3 separate regions of the Homo sapiens genome follow, and all the other regions are linked to region 1. Evidence: chromatin contacts called from ENCODE Hi-C or POLR2A ChIA-PET data. All regions are on one chromosome and are shown on one strand. The core of a region is the stretch at or near the end of the contact, and the rest is flanking DNA. Distances in the headings are between cores, read along the strand shown.

Region 1 (4,678 bases), core at 779-3,278:
CTTTCTCTCTTCACACAGGGGAAAGGTGGAGAAATGAAAACATTTTCTATGACATTAAAAATCACTTCCTCTCCTCTTTCCCCAGTGTCCCTAACCAGAAGAACCTAACTTAATAGGAGATTTCAGATGACAGAATTGTCCAGTCTTCCTCACCACCACCTCTTAACCCTTGCTCACTGCAGGGCAACCTGGTTGTTGCTCTCAATACTCCACCAACTGCCCTGGATGAAACCACCATTAACTGTTTAATTGCCACATTCATTGATCATTTTTGCAGCCCTTCATTTTATTTGACCTCTCAGCAGTATTTGACACGGTTGAGCACTCTCACTTTTTCTCACTTTCTTCAAACCTTCCCATCTTCTTTCCTCTTCTTCAAGGCACATATTTCTAGAGCCTTCCATTACCCTCTGAGAGCAAACTCATGGTGGTCACTCCTTGCCAGGACTGTGACATAAATGACACCTCTTACATTATATTGCAATGATTTGTAGACATGATGGAGAGGCTGGGACTGGACCACCAGTGTGACTGCCTGGGACATAAATGGGAAACTTACCCCTTGGTGGTCCTCATTTCACTTTCTCCATCTAAGCAAGGAACAAAGAAGCAAATACTTCCAGAAAAACTTGAAGGGCTTCCCAGCACCAGAAAGAGATGAGGAGAATAGGTGTCCTACTTATGAGCTCATTTTTCATGTGGAGGAAACCTGCATGGGAAGTAGACAGCCTTTGGACATTGGTCTCCTGGGGCTCAGTAGAGTCTGGTGTTGTTGCCAGGCAACAAGAACAAGGCTCAAGGACTATAAGTTCTTGTCTAGTTGGGAAGAAAATTTGGATGGATTCTCAAAAGGATTTCAGGAATGTGTGGAGGCTCTGCCTTGGTTGGATCACTCAGTGTTCATGAAGTCTCCTGCATGCCCAGCCCTGTAGACTTTTGATTTTTATCAATATAGCATCTTATTCCTTATTGTTCAAGGCATGTTCCTGTTATCTCCCTGGTTAAATTGAAAACTTTTCTGAAGGAGAGAAAGAAAGTCTAAATCTCGTGGGTTCCATCTCCCAGCATCCAACATAAATAAAAACGTCTTCAATAAAACCATGTTGATTGATTGGTTGATGATTGATTATTTGACCTGCCATCCTAGTTGGTTGTCAGAAATCCTCTCCTTATTTTTCTTGGTGGACACAAGTTTAGTGATACTTGTAGAGGCCAACTTTGCCTTTCAACTTTGAACTTCCATTGATTTTTCCACTGTGTGTGCCAAAGCCTTAAATTGGTTCCAGTTGCTTAAAAGAGATGTATATTTTTCTTCTACACATTTTATGGAAAAAAAAAAACCTGGAGCGTATTTTCCCTAGACTCCACCAAAACCAGATAGTTTTTCCAGAAATGTATGAATGAACAACAAAGTGGTTACTTTGGAAGCCGACATACCGTTATATTGGATTTCAGAAAAGTCAAGTAATCCCATATTTCATGTGATTCCAGGTAAAAGAAAAAATATTTAGTCCACAACAGGAAGGGAAAAATAAATTCAAAAGCTCCCTTGTGCAGATTTGTGATATAAACACTGAAAAATTTAATGTAGCAGCAGTATGACAAATTATATTAGTAAATATGAATTGCTTTTTAGACAAAAGGATATTCATGACATTTTTGCTGTTTAAAGATAAAATGATCTCTTTCTTCTTCATTGAATCATAAAATCTTGGACCTGGAAAAGACTTTAGAGAATTAAATTATTTTCCACCCAAGTGCCAAGATAGTGACTCCTCGAGGGCACGGATCGTATTTTCTGCTCCCTCTTCAAAATGTCCACAGTGCTGAGTCAAACGCTGTGCACTCAGTTCCCTTAAATAACAGTCAATGATGAGAATGCTGTTCACAGATACAGGGGATAAAAACAAAAATCTTATCCTCACTTTCTGGAATTGTGTTTCTCTTTGATAACAACCCATTTTGAGCCATAGAGCTATTATAATAAAAGGGATTACATCTTTGGGATTTTCCTTGTATCACTCATTAAAATGTCATGCAAAGAACCACACTGGTCCTTTTGTTGCTGGACGAACACTGGCTGGCTGCCACATGCCTGCAGGCCCCAGTTCACAGAGGCCCCACACATTGACCTGCTCATTCAAAACTGTTGCGAGGGCTTTACCTTTATATCACCACAGTACAGTGACTTACAATGATTCCAGATCAATACTCCTCTCAGAGTTTGTCTAGGAAGTCCTACCAGCTGTCATGTAAGGGTAATTAACACATCTCTCTCAATTATGCATGCTGGTGGAAGAATTTCAAACATTTGGCTGGATAACAAATCCATCCCCTCTGTTAGAGAAAGGTCATCCCTCTGGCCATCTGGGTATTTACTTTTCTTTAGAAATGAGCTTCATGGAATTTTCTGTTGGAAGGGGAAAATGATGAGGACAAAGGGAATTTCCTAGTAAAAATGATGATGGCCCATTTAACACTGCTCATACCCACACACCAACAATCTTAAATCTTACACCTAATGCTTATTTTATTTATTCCACTATCTACTAACCTACATCATGTGTGGCCTGCCCACTATTATGACAAGAGCTGCTTTAGAGGCCCCTGAAGTTTTATGATGATCGATCTGTATAACAGAATATTTCTTTTTCCTCTGATTTGTTCACAAAAGATACAAGCCTTCACTTTGGGGGAGTTGAGAAAGAAAAGGCACTGAGAGGCATGCAAGGATGAGTAAGTTCCTGCTCTTAAGGAAGGTACAGTCTAGCATCAGGGAACACACAAGTGACTGTGACTATGACAATGGTCATAACCCTTCATTTCTAGCAAGATAAGCAAAAGAAGCCCTGGGAAGGAGGAGACGTTTCTGAGCGGGACTGAGGAGTCATCATGGAGAAAGGGCATCAGAGATGGGCCTGTGGGGGTGAAGTAAGAGGGCAGTCTGTGCAGAAAGAGCCCATGAGCATAGGCGCAGAGGCAGAAAAGTGTGGGTGTGTTTGGAATCTGAGAGTAGCATGGTTGGACTGCAGCATAAAAAACCATGGGGTATGTAGGGAGATAAATAACAACAACACATAGGAACAGGGCTGTGGGGAGCTTGCACGCCCAAGTGAGGAATTTGGACTTTATTTGGTAAGTGGGGACAATGGAAGACTTTGAGCACGGAAATGAAAAATGTCAAAATGACCTTTGCATTCAAGGGCAGTTGCATCACATCTCCCCCAAAATTCATACCTTGAAGTTCAAACCACTGTTGTTGACTGTAACTTACTTGGAGACAGGCCCTTTACAGGGGTGGTCAATTTAAAATGAGGTCATCAGGGTGTCTTAATCCAATATGACTGGTGTCCTTATTGCAAGTAGAAATTTGGACACGGAGATAAGCATAGATGGAAGACAGTGTGAAGAGACAGGAAGAAGATGGCCATCCACAGTCAACAAGAGGGTGCTGGGACGGATCTTTTCCTCAGGGCCCTCAGAAGGAACCAACCCAGCACACACCTTGATCTTGGACTTCTGCCCCTAGAACTGTGAGGGAATAAGGTTCTGTTGTTTGAGCCACCCAGCTTGTAGTACTTGGTTATGGCAGCCCAAGCAAACCAACAGCTGGGAATGAAATAATGTGGGCCTCTCAGAGGATGGTAGCAATGGGAAATTCAGGGAAGAAAGAGAGATGAAAAATATCATAGCGAGAGATGCTTGAGCATGGCTCATGCCATGGGGATTTGAAATTTTAAAATTGTACAGTGTTTCAACCCAACAATAAGAGCTAGCTCTTGTTCATTAGTTGGTTTCATTCAAGTTAACACCAAGAGTAGAAGTTCTTTCCCTTCATTCAAAGAAAAAATAAGATCGAGAATAGCACAGAGAAGGACTATCTGTAATGGAGTATGGGGCAGGCTATGCAAAAGGCGGAATATTGGTGTTTGAACATTCATTTGAAGAGATTTAACCAAAGTGGAGGCCTAGGAGGGTGGTAAGGACAGAGGACTGTCGGGCAGAGGACTTAGCCCCTGGCAGAAATGTCAAGGTGTAAGGCTCAGCAAATAACCAGCTTCTCATGCTGCCTTCAGGGTTCTGATTGGGCTTGCAAAGGCCTGGGTTAGGGTTAGTTCCGGCTCTGACTCCAAAGAGTCGTGTGATCCCAGACAAGTCACGTTCTCTCTCTAGCTTCAGGGTCTGTACCATAAAAAGAGGGGATTGTCCTGGATCATCTTAGAGATTCCAGTGCCAAGAACATTTTCATGATACAATGCTAATTATGTGAAGTTTTATGTTAGATATAATAAATACATGTTTGTATATATGTCTGTGTGTATGTGAGTGAGATTTGTAGCCCTCCTATTTCTTTTTTTTTTTCTTTTTTTTCTTTTTTTTGAGACGGAGTCTCACTCTGTTGCCCAGGCTGGAGTGCAGTGGCGCGATCTCGGCTCACTGCAAGCTCCCCATCCCAGGTTCACGCCATTCTCCTGCCTCAGCCTCCTGAGTAGCTGGGACTACAGGCACCCGCCACCATGCCTGGCTAATTTTTTGTATTTTTAGTAGAGACAGGGTTTCAGCGTGTTAGCCAGGATGGCCTCCATCTCCTGACCTTGTGATCCACCTGCCTCAGCCTCCCAAAGTGCTGGGATTACAGGAGTGAACCACTGAGCCCGGCCTATAGCCCTCCTGTTTC
Region 2 (4,678 bases), core at 775-3,274, 51 kb after region 1:
CTGGTGCTCTTCATCCTTTACCAAAGAGACAAGCACTTGAAAAAAGCAATGGTACCAGCGCGGTCTTTAACCCCAGCGTCTTGCACTACCAGCAGGCTCTCACCAGCGCACAGTTGCAGCAACACGCCGCGTTCATTCCAACAGGTATGTGCCCTTACTGCCCTACGTCCTGTGCCCTTCTGGTCATGTGCTTTCTTCTCATTTCTCTAAGCTGTTTGGTGGCATCTAGTTTGCTTTTGAAGGTATAATACAGTTTGAAATTCATCGTTGTCCTAGCTATCTAAATGTATTTACCTTACTTTGAATGATAGCTAAAGACTGTTAGGATTCTAAAGCCAAATATTTGATAGATTGAAGAGACAGATTTAACCCATGAGAAACAGCAGTTAGGGCTTTTGGTTTCTTGTATTTGCACAAGCCCTGTAAAATTGTTTATGTAAATAAGACCTTTTATGTGTGACAATTGAAATTTGTCCTTAACTCTGAATGACCTAAAAATAGCAATTCCAGTAAATACTAACCATTTTTTTCTATTTCTATTCAGAGCACTAAAACAATGAGGCTATTCAAATTAAAGCAATTCTCTACTCATATTTTTATATTCATTCTATCTCTTTCTCCATCCTTCTCAACTTTCACCAAGTTCACAAGTATATAGAGCTCTTATCCTCAGTGTCTAAGCCAATGCCTGATACTATTACGTACGATGTGCATTAACTATGATTCCACTAAAAGATCCATTGTAATAGTCATAGAATCTTAGAGTTTAAAGGACTCTTAGTGATCTCCTCATCCAGCTGATTGTTTTACAGATGAGAAAACTGAGGCCCCCTAAATGAGAAGTGACTTTCCAAGGTGCCACAACTAATGAGAAAAAGAACTGAGTTTCCCTGTGACCAAACCCATTTACATCACATTCTACCACCTGGGCCCGCCTATATATACACATTCCACAGAGTTCTCCTGAAAAAAGAAAAAAGCAGATAAAAGTGAATTTTTAAATAACTGACCCCAAAAAGTCAGATAAAAGTAAAAAAACAAAAGTATAAATCATGTCATCCCTCCCCCATTTGCACCGACATCTCTAACCACAGACACACACACGCACACCATACGCAAAGATAGTCACCATAATTGACCATGTTTTTCACCTTTTAGTCAATGTTAGAAGCAAGGGGTAACTTAAGTCCTGGTGGGAAGACCATCCATTGAGTTCTTTGAAAGTCAACATTTTTCAGCCCACGATAGTGAAATGAAAGTAAATATAAATGAATAACAATTCTAACAAAAAGAGTTTTTTGATTCAAATCCATTAGTTTGAACTTTTCGAGCTTATTATCCATTTCCTTAAATCCCATAGCTTATCAGAGTTAACATCAGAGGGAGGTAAAATATTTCTGTGATATTCTTTGTATAAAATCTACACTTTGAAATGGATTAGTAACCTGTGAACAATACATATTTTAGTTAACATATAAATTATGTGAGCAAAGTGGTTTTCAGTGTTTTTTTCTTATTTTAGTTTTGAACCTGTCTTAAACTCACAGACTTGTAGAAGAAATCTCTAATTCAGTATTTATTAGGAGTTCACTTTTGCCCTATTACAGCCTTAATTAGTGACATCCCAGTGCTGTTACAGCATAGCAGTGTCTTAATATGTAATCTAATTGAAATAACACATTTGTAAAATAATTACTAGAAGGTAAACTTACGTTAATGTCCTGTGTGGTTTCTACAAAGTGTGTCATTGTAGACCTCTTGGCCACTAGATATTTTAAGATAAAAAAAAAAAAATTAAGGAAGAATATACTGAGGGGAAAAACGTAAAAGGAGAAGCCTGTTTCTGAAGAATGGATGTTACTGCCATTACCATGTCCTGGGAATACCTATGAAGCTCTGGTGCTAAGCCTGCCAAAAGAATCTGAAGCCCTCCAGCACATGTTTAACTCTCAAACCCAACAATGACTGATTTGTTAAATCACTGAAAGAATCATCACTTTAAAATGTTTCACCTTTTAAACATTTTAAAGCAAGGATAAACATTTCCAAAGCAAGGATAAACAACATCCCTTACGCAACGACCTGATTTTTGTTGATGAAATGTATCTCATGAAGGACCCATACGGCTACATTGGCTGCTGTGGTTGTGTACTTCCGCCCTCTGGTGGATTCTTTAAGAACAGCTTAAGTGTGTCTGGCAACCCTCAATACAGTGGGCTTTGGAAGCCAAAAAGTGGGTCCTAGCGCACCAATACAGTGACTAGAAGGGTTTCCATTTCTTACATGACATGAATATCAGAGTGAACAAGCATGTGGATCTAGTGTTCTGAAATGGTATTTCAACTGCTAAGAATTTTCACATTTCTCTTAAATGAGGAAAGAGAAAATAATTTTATTAAAAGGAAATTAAAATAATCTTTCTCCCGCTTAAACCCATACCAGGAATTTTATTGTTCATTTTAGCTTAAGTTTTTGCTTCTGATTTTCTTTCTTATAAACCCATTTTCAACTTTATTTCTAAAATGATAATGGTAATAATCAATCATTGTTCATCATTGTTGGTTTGAAACCTCTGCAAATCAAGTGAAGATGTTCAAAAATAATTATTATAACTTGGTACATAGAGGACCCATTACTTTTAAATGAACAGATTTTGATTTTTCTATAAATGTTTTACGTAAACATAAATATGAAACAAAAATAGCATTTTTGTTTTAACCATTCATAGTTAAAGCTTTTGATATGATACTAAAATTCTCCCATTGACACAATGTGAATTTGGATTTTAGGAATTCTGCCTCCAGGTTGCAAAGATATTAATATAAAATTTTATGCAAAATATGAGAGTCTTCTCCCAAACTATGCTAAGATAATTATTGCCCTGCTTGATGGCCTAGCACATTTGCCATGGGTGGGAGTTTTCTTTTTTTTTCTTTTTTCATTGGGATTATTTTAACCAAGTAGTTAGACTTTTTCTTTTCTATGTTAGGAAAGTGGCAAAACCACACACACTTACAAAAATAGCAGCATAATAATTCTTGGCATTTCTCTGACAGGTTTATTCTAAGTTACTGTAAGTGTTCTTATAGACATTATCTCATTATTCTTCAAGATGTTGCAGTTCTGTTAGTGGCAGGCACGGTTATTTGCATTTTGCAGATGGAAAAACTGAGGCTGTGTCTACACCGCAAAGTGGAACTACCCAGATAATTCTGGCTCACAGATACGACAGCTGAAATATTTGTGCAACTGAAGCAGAAAACATTTGAGAAGTCTTTGTTCATAGAATTGGTGCCTAGTGAAGTGCTTCAGCTGATCAGAACAAAGGCAACCCACAGAAGCCTTCCTTGATTTATTTCATTATACTGGAAGTACAGAATAAGTAGAACAGGGGACAGTGCCCAGATACAGCCTAATTATGAGAAACGTGTAAATGTTACATCAGATTATCACATGACTTGGTGAAAGATTGATCAGTGTTTAGTGGCATCTGTATCTGCATAAGCACAACAAAATTTATTCCATTCAATTCATTAAAACATACCTTGAACCCGTGGTATGTTCTGGGTTCCAGAGCCAGTAATGAGAATACAAAAGAGTTCATAAAGAGGTGAAAACCAAATATTATACAGAGGATGAAGGAGTACCTGAGGGTCTGGGCAAAGCTATTCGAGAGTGAAGGAGAGGAGACAATGAATTCTGCCTTCAGCATGTGCACCAGGTGGTGGTTACGAAGGATATGGAGAAACAAGACTTTCTGAAGTAGGAGAAATTTGCCTAGGAGTTTGAAGAGAAGCAAGATTTTATCAGTGGGGGAAAAGCATCCCAGTTGGGACATGGGAAGAGTGTACTTGAAGAATAGAAAATTGTCCATTGTAGCTATAACATGAAGTACATACAGGGTATATGCAGAGAGTAGAGGATGGGAGTGTTGTACAAAGGCAGAGATGGGGCTTGCTAAGAAGATCAGGACCAGAATCTGGCATTAAGGGAGCCACACATGCATAAGTTATGCATTTCCAATATCACATCACTATTAGGCCACTTAGAGAGAGAGGCTCATGGAATTAATTTGGTTAAGGATTTCAGCCACATCCAGGACTGAAGCCAAAGTAACATGACTGATCCTAGCCCAGTGTGGCTACAGGAGCTGTGGATTATTTGCAATCCCAATGATATTCACATGCATGGCACAGCAAAGCTCTCCAAGACACCCCCCTCCACACTGGAATGAAAGAAAAATAAGAGCGGATTTTTATAGGCGTAATTTTTTTTTTTTTTTTTTTTTTTTTTTTTGAGACAGAGTCTCGCTCTGTCACCCAGGCTGGAGTGCAGTGGCATGATCTTGGCTCACTGCAACCTCCGCCTCCCGGGTTCAAGAGGTTCTCTTGCCTCAGCCTTCCAAGTAGCTGGGGTTACAAGCGTCTGCCATCACACCTGGCTAATTTTTTTTGTATTTTTCGTAGAGACAGGATTTTACCATCTTGGCCAGACTGGTCTTGATCTCCTTGACCTTGTGATCCACCCACCTCAGCCTCCCAAAGTGCTGGGATTACAGGCGTGAGCCACTGTGCCCAGCCATTTTTTTATGAGTACAAGTTGAGTGCCCCTTGATCCAAAATGCTTGGGACCAGAAATATTTCAGATTTTGGATTTTTTTTTCAGATTTTGGAATATT
Region 3 (4,678 bases), core at 796-3,295, 33 kb before region 1:
CAAATAAATACTTAATTTTAAGCAAGTGTATCTTGGTAGAGTCTGATCATCTGAATTCTGGTGGGATTTTCATAGTAAGTTGAAATGGAAATTCTCCCAGGGGGAAAAAATATATATTTCTTCCAGGGGGAATGAAAAAGGCTTCTTACCTATAAGTATGAATAAAAATGTACAGCATTCACTGAACTGCATTGGAAGCATAGCTCCTGGAGAACTTTTAGGAACATCTGAGTAATTATTCTTGCCATCTATGCAACAGTACCTATGTTTACCTCTTTCTTTTCCTCCATGGGAGCCCTTGGGAGAGACTCTGCTGCCTTTGAGGTTGAGCATCTACCTTGGGTCCTGGTACTGAGGACTTGGGGACTCTACGTAATATTTTTCAAACACTAAGTGTGTTCAGCCCATCATTTGAAATATCCTTGTCATTGGTGCCTCATCTCCCTTGATGCAGGCAGAAATATGTCCTTGTCCTTTGCTTTCCTCATCCTTTGTTCTCCATGGGAGCTAGAGGTGCAGGTTGAGGTAATAAAGATACAAGTCCAGGCTGGTCTATGAAACCCAACCCATATTAAATTTGGTTATTAAACTCATCTTCTTAAGCTCCCTAGCTTAGGCTAGCTGATATTAGCTTCTGTGAATGCAGCGTTGCCAAACAGACATGCAGGAGCCTGCCTGGACCCCTCAAATATTTTATAATTGAAGTTTGCTATGTGTCATAGCTTTCAAGATTGCCAACTTCCTTAAATGTGCATGCAATTATAACTCATGCAAACACTTTTATTAAAATGTAAAAGAATTATTGGGATGAAGTAGCAATTCCCACCAGTCCCAAGAGATGTCCTGCTTAAATAAATGTTCCATCATCAGATAAGCTTGAGACACCATTGAGGCTTCTCCCTTATAAGGGACCCATCAGACACAGCAGCCAAGAAAAGCCCTATTGCAGGCCGGACGCGGTGGCTCACGTCTGTTGTCTCAACATTTTGGGAGGCCAAGATGGGTGGATCACCTGAGGTGAGGAGTTTGAAAACAGCCTGGCCAAGATGGTGAAACCCCACCTCTACTAAAAATACAAAAATTATCTGGGCATGGTGGTGGGCACCAGTAATCCCAGCTACTCGGGAAGCTGAGGCAGGAGAATCACTTGAACTCAGGAGGCAGAGGTTGCAGTGACCCAAGATCACACCACTGCACTCCAGCCTGGGCAACAAGAGTGAAACTCCGTCTCAAAAAAAAGAAAAAAAATTAAAAAACTTAAAAAGCCCTAATGCAAGGAAGCTCGTCTGGCTTGATTTACCCAGAGTTAAATAAACTTAATTGATTTGGGGTCATACTTTTTAAGGGAACACTTGTGAACCACTTAAAAATTATTGGGCCGGGCACGGTGGCTCACGCCTGTAATCCCAGCACTTTGGAAGGTTGAGGTGGGCAGATCACCTGAGGTCAAGAGTTCGAAACCAGCCTGGTCAACATGGTGAAACCATGAAACCCTGTCTCTACTAAAAATACAAAAATTAGCCAGGCGTGGTGTCAGACACCTGTAGTCTCAGCTACTCAGGAGGCTGAGGCACAAGAACTGCTTGAACCCAGGAGGCAGAGGTTGCAGTGAGCCGAGTTCATGCTACTGCACTCTAGCCTGGGTGACAGGGTCCAGTGTGGGTGACAGAGAAAGACTCCATTTCAAAAAAAAAAAAATTATTGCTCTCTGAACTTATTTGTTACCTGCCAATTTAAAATAATCTACTTCCAGTCTTCATTAAGTTCTTCTTAGGTATAAATTTTTTAGAAAGACATCAAGGCTCAGCAGGTATGTAAGGTCATTTGTGGCATATCCTATTTATGAAAATAATCAACTTCTGGACTTTAGTCCTTTATTCATGCTTGTCCCAGTAACTGGAATTTAATGTTTAATGATTTCATAACCCTTGAAAAAGTTAAAAGAAACTGAAGGTGCTTATTTTAGACATCTGAACTTACTGACTATATTTTTGTTGTAGCCATGTGTTTTAACTCCAGCATTCCATACTACAGAGCGTTTTTAGATTATGACTCAGTTAAAAACTAAACTGAACTCAACTAAAACTAATTTACATTCCTGCACTTAGTCATCAGTTAAATTGGTCAATAAATATTTCTTGAGGGTCTAATATACGCCGTAGACTAAGGCACTGGGAATACAGAAATGAAAACTACAAAGAATAGTCTTTGCCCTGTGAATGTTGCAGTGTAAATAGGAAGATAAACATTAGGTAAGTCATGGTGGAGAGGAAGTATTAAGATACCTGAGAAAAAATATCAAGAGGATCCTACCTACCCATCTCCAAGTCCACATCTCTGTAAACTAGGAAGAACATAAAGAAGAAAGAGCCCACACTTCATTCAAAATGACAATATCTTTATTACATAGGAGGGACACATCCCAAATAATTGTTTATAGCATTCCCAACAATAAAATCAATGGCCTAAATGTGAAATTAATTGGAAGCCACAGTCCTAATACACTGTTTTGGCGATTAAGCACATTAGATGGGATTGTTTCAGAAGGCCTAATTATTGTGTCTGCCACACTCATCTGTTTGAGTCATTCCTAACTTTTGGACTGCTGCCTAGACAATTCTGCAATACGGTTTCCGTTGCATATTCTTTTTTTTATTTAATGCATAACTTTTCTCACTATACTCAAAGCTCAAAGCTCTAAACTGTGCTTTTGCAAATTCTAGATAAGAGTTCAATAGTTCGTTGAAGTGGTGATTCCATTGAGTTTGTGTAAAGGTTAATATTTCATTTCTGTTTTGCAGGTTTATCATTTAAAAGTGCCTGTGTGAAGTCACTTTTGCTGGAAAACTGCAGCTTGGGAGCTTTCTTTGTATTCACATCCCACTCTTCTGTCAAGTACACTTTACCCTGACCTTATGAGTGGATGAAGATACCTCAGTTGTCTGACTTTGCCAATTGCTTAATTTCAGAATTTAAAAAGGGGAAAGAAAAACATCCTGCTAAAATATGAACATCTGAGTGTCTTATTTTCCAACATCGTCAATAGCTGTGAGCGTCAGCATTAAATATTCTCCCAAGGAGTGCCATGATATTGAAGTCACTTTATTAATAACAGCTGTATCTGCAAAACAGTCAAGAGACTCGGACGTTGAAAGCCAGAGATGACACTGAGCATGCTTTTATTGCGGCCTACCATCTTTAAGTGGGACATATTGATTGATGAGTGATTGCCTGTCCATACACTCTCTCATCATCCTGTTCCTTGGATTGGACTTCACTAAGCAATTTATCACTCACCTTCAGACTTACATGTGGGAGTTTTCACAACAGTAGTTTTGGAATCATTAGAACTTGGATTGATTTCATCATTTAACAGAAACAAACAGCCCAAATTACTTTATCACCATGGCTTTGAACGTTGCCCCAGTCAGAGATACAAAATGGCTGACATTAGAAGTCTGCAGACAGTTTCAAAGAGGAACATGCTCACGCTCTGATGAAGAATGCAAATTTGCTCATCCCCCCAAAAGTTGTCAGGTTGAAAATGGAAGAGTAATTGCCTGCTTTGATTCCCTAAAGGTAAGAGAATGCGTTTTATGTGTCATTTCAATACCACATTGGAATTGCAAACAGAAGGCTTTTCATTGCATTTTTACAGAAGTTTAAAAATTGCTTTTAGATTCTATTTTCTTGTTTGTGGTGACTGTTGGGAGATTTTTCACTCAAATTTTTTCATATCAGGCATATATAAATTTTTTACATACCCATGTTTAAATTAAAAATACATGATGATGTATTTCTGGTCTGGCATGACATTCATGTACCCAAGAGTTTTAAATCAAAGTCTGGCTTGTGACAACTGAAGATAAATATTTTATCAACATTTGATCTTCTGGAGGTTATATAAAGGTGAAGAAATTGAATGTGTCACTTTTAAGTGCCAGTTATTCTGGCTTAGCTCTTGAAGAGTTTTCTATTCTTATGGCTTTTTTTTTTTTCCTTTGACCGAGTACTTCCTAAAACGCTTTTCTGAAAATGTGTCATGGCTAACAGAAATTATTAAGTACACGCTCAATACTCAATACTTGAGAATCTACTTCATGTGAGTTATATGACAAAAGAAACTAAAGTGATTCAGATGGCACCTTTGATGAGCTTACTGTCTGGCAGGGACAATTCAGCATATCAGCAAGTATCTACAATGCAAGAAGGGGACACATGCCTTGTGGGAGGAACAGACAGCAAAAACATTTCTATGGAGTCCATAGAAGAAAGCTGGTTTCCAACAGACTGTTTCAAGAAATGTTTTTGGAGATTCAAGGCATCTGAGTCATATACTGAGTTGGGTGGAGTTAGGAGGATGGAGAGAATTTAATGAAAGATCTAGAAGTGGCATGAGTTAACCGCTAATGCTGGGGGGTGTATTCAGCCCTAACATTATGAATCTGAGATTGTCTAGGGCGTTCCTACAGGCATAATAATATTGTTTTCAGGAGCAATAAGTAAGGCACATAGGTTAAAAGAGCTCAGTGTTTACATCTCTGCAAGACTTCAGCAAGGTTACCAAACAGTTAAGAAAATTGTTTATCAATGCTCTTGACATATGACTTGAGAAATTATAGAGCTGTTAGTTTACAAAATAGTGACCCTAGCCTATTCTTGGGTGTTAAAGAGACTG

The links. A loop is a pair of places that touch in the nucleus more often than their neighbours do. ChIA-PET counts read pairs that join two places held with the same protein, here RNA polymerase II (POLR2A). Pooled maps may share reads with other maps.
Region 2: a loop to region 1 is called in a map of heart right ventricle, with 3 times the contacts of the local background. The contact joins two enhancer-like sites. A Hi-C loop is called at or near these places in 7 of 168 maps with a recorded cell type or tissue (Caco-2, PC-3, dorsolateral prefrontal cortex and 4 more) and 7 of 50 pooled maps. POLR2A ChIA-PET finds 5 or more read pairs at or near these places in 4 of 52 experiments (BJ, HCT116, Panc1 and 1 more).
Region 3: a map of astrocyte of the cerebellum shows a loop between it and region 1 (5-fold over the local background). The contact joins two enhancer-like sites. A Hi-C loop is called at or near these places in 5 of 168 maps with a recorded cell type or tissue (A673, Caco-2, PC-3 and 2 more) and 6 of 50 pooled maps. POLR2A ChIA-PET finds 5 or more read pairs at or near these places in 8 of 52 experiments (A673, BJ, HepG2 and 5 more).

The regions. Positions count from the first base shown.
Region 1 is chr13:97,306,068-97,310,745 of GRCh38, forward strand. The region is part of intron 2 of MBNL2 (muscleblind like splicing regulator 2); the gene reads left to right. Among named protein-coding and RNA genes, the nearest start is that of MBNL2, 86 kb to the left of the region's middle. RefSeq lists an enhancer at 2,306-2,450 and a cis regulatory region at 2,373-2,384. Within about 2 kb of position 2,029, at least 10 of the 41 ENCODE cell types and tissues checked have a DNase peak (open chromatin) inside an H3K27ac peak, as active enhancers do; they include dorsolateral prefrontal cortex and endothelial cell of umbilical vein, where a contact is called at or near this core.
Region 2 is chr13:97,357,492-97,362,169 of GRCh38, forward strand. MBNL2 (muscleblind like splicing regulator 2) reads left to right here. Exons shown (of 9, transcript NM_001382683.1): 7 at 1-144. Among named protein-coding and RNA genes, the nearest start is that of RAP2A, 74 kb to the right of the region's middle. RefSeq lists a silencer at 2,229-2,298. Within about 2 kb of position 2,025, at least 6 of the 41 ENCODE cell types and tissues checked have a DNase peak (open chromatin) inside an H3K27ac peak, as active enhancers do; they include dorsolateral prefrontal cortex and endothelial cell of umbilical vein, where a contact is called at or near this core.
Region 3 is chr13:97,272,831-97,277,508 of GRCh38, forward strand. It overlaps MBNL2 (muscleblind like splicing regulator 2), which reads left to right. Exons shown (of 9, transcript NM_001382683.1): 2 at 2,802-3,579. The coding sequence starts at 3,406. All of the region lies in intron 3 of LOC101927385 (a long non-coding RNA gene), which reads right to left. Among named protein-coding and RNA genes, the nearest start is that of MBNL2, 53 kb to the left of the region's middle. Within about 2 kb of position 2,046, at least 11 of the 41 ENCODE cell types and tissues checked have a DNase peak (open chromatin) inside an H3K27ac peak, as active enhancers do.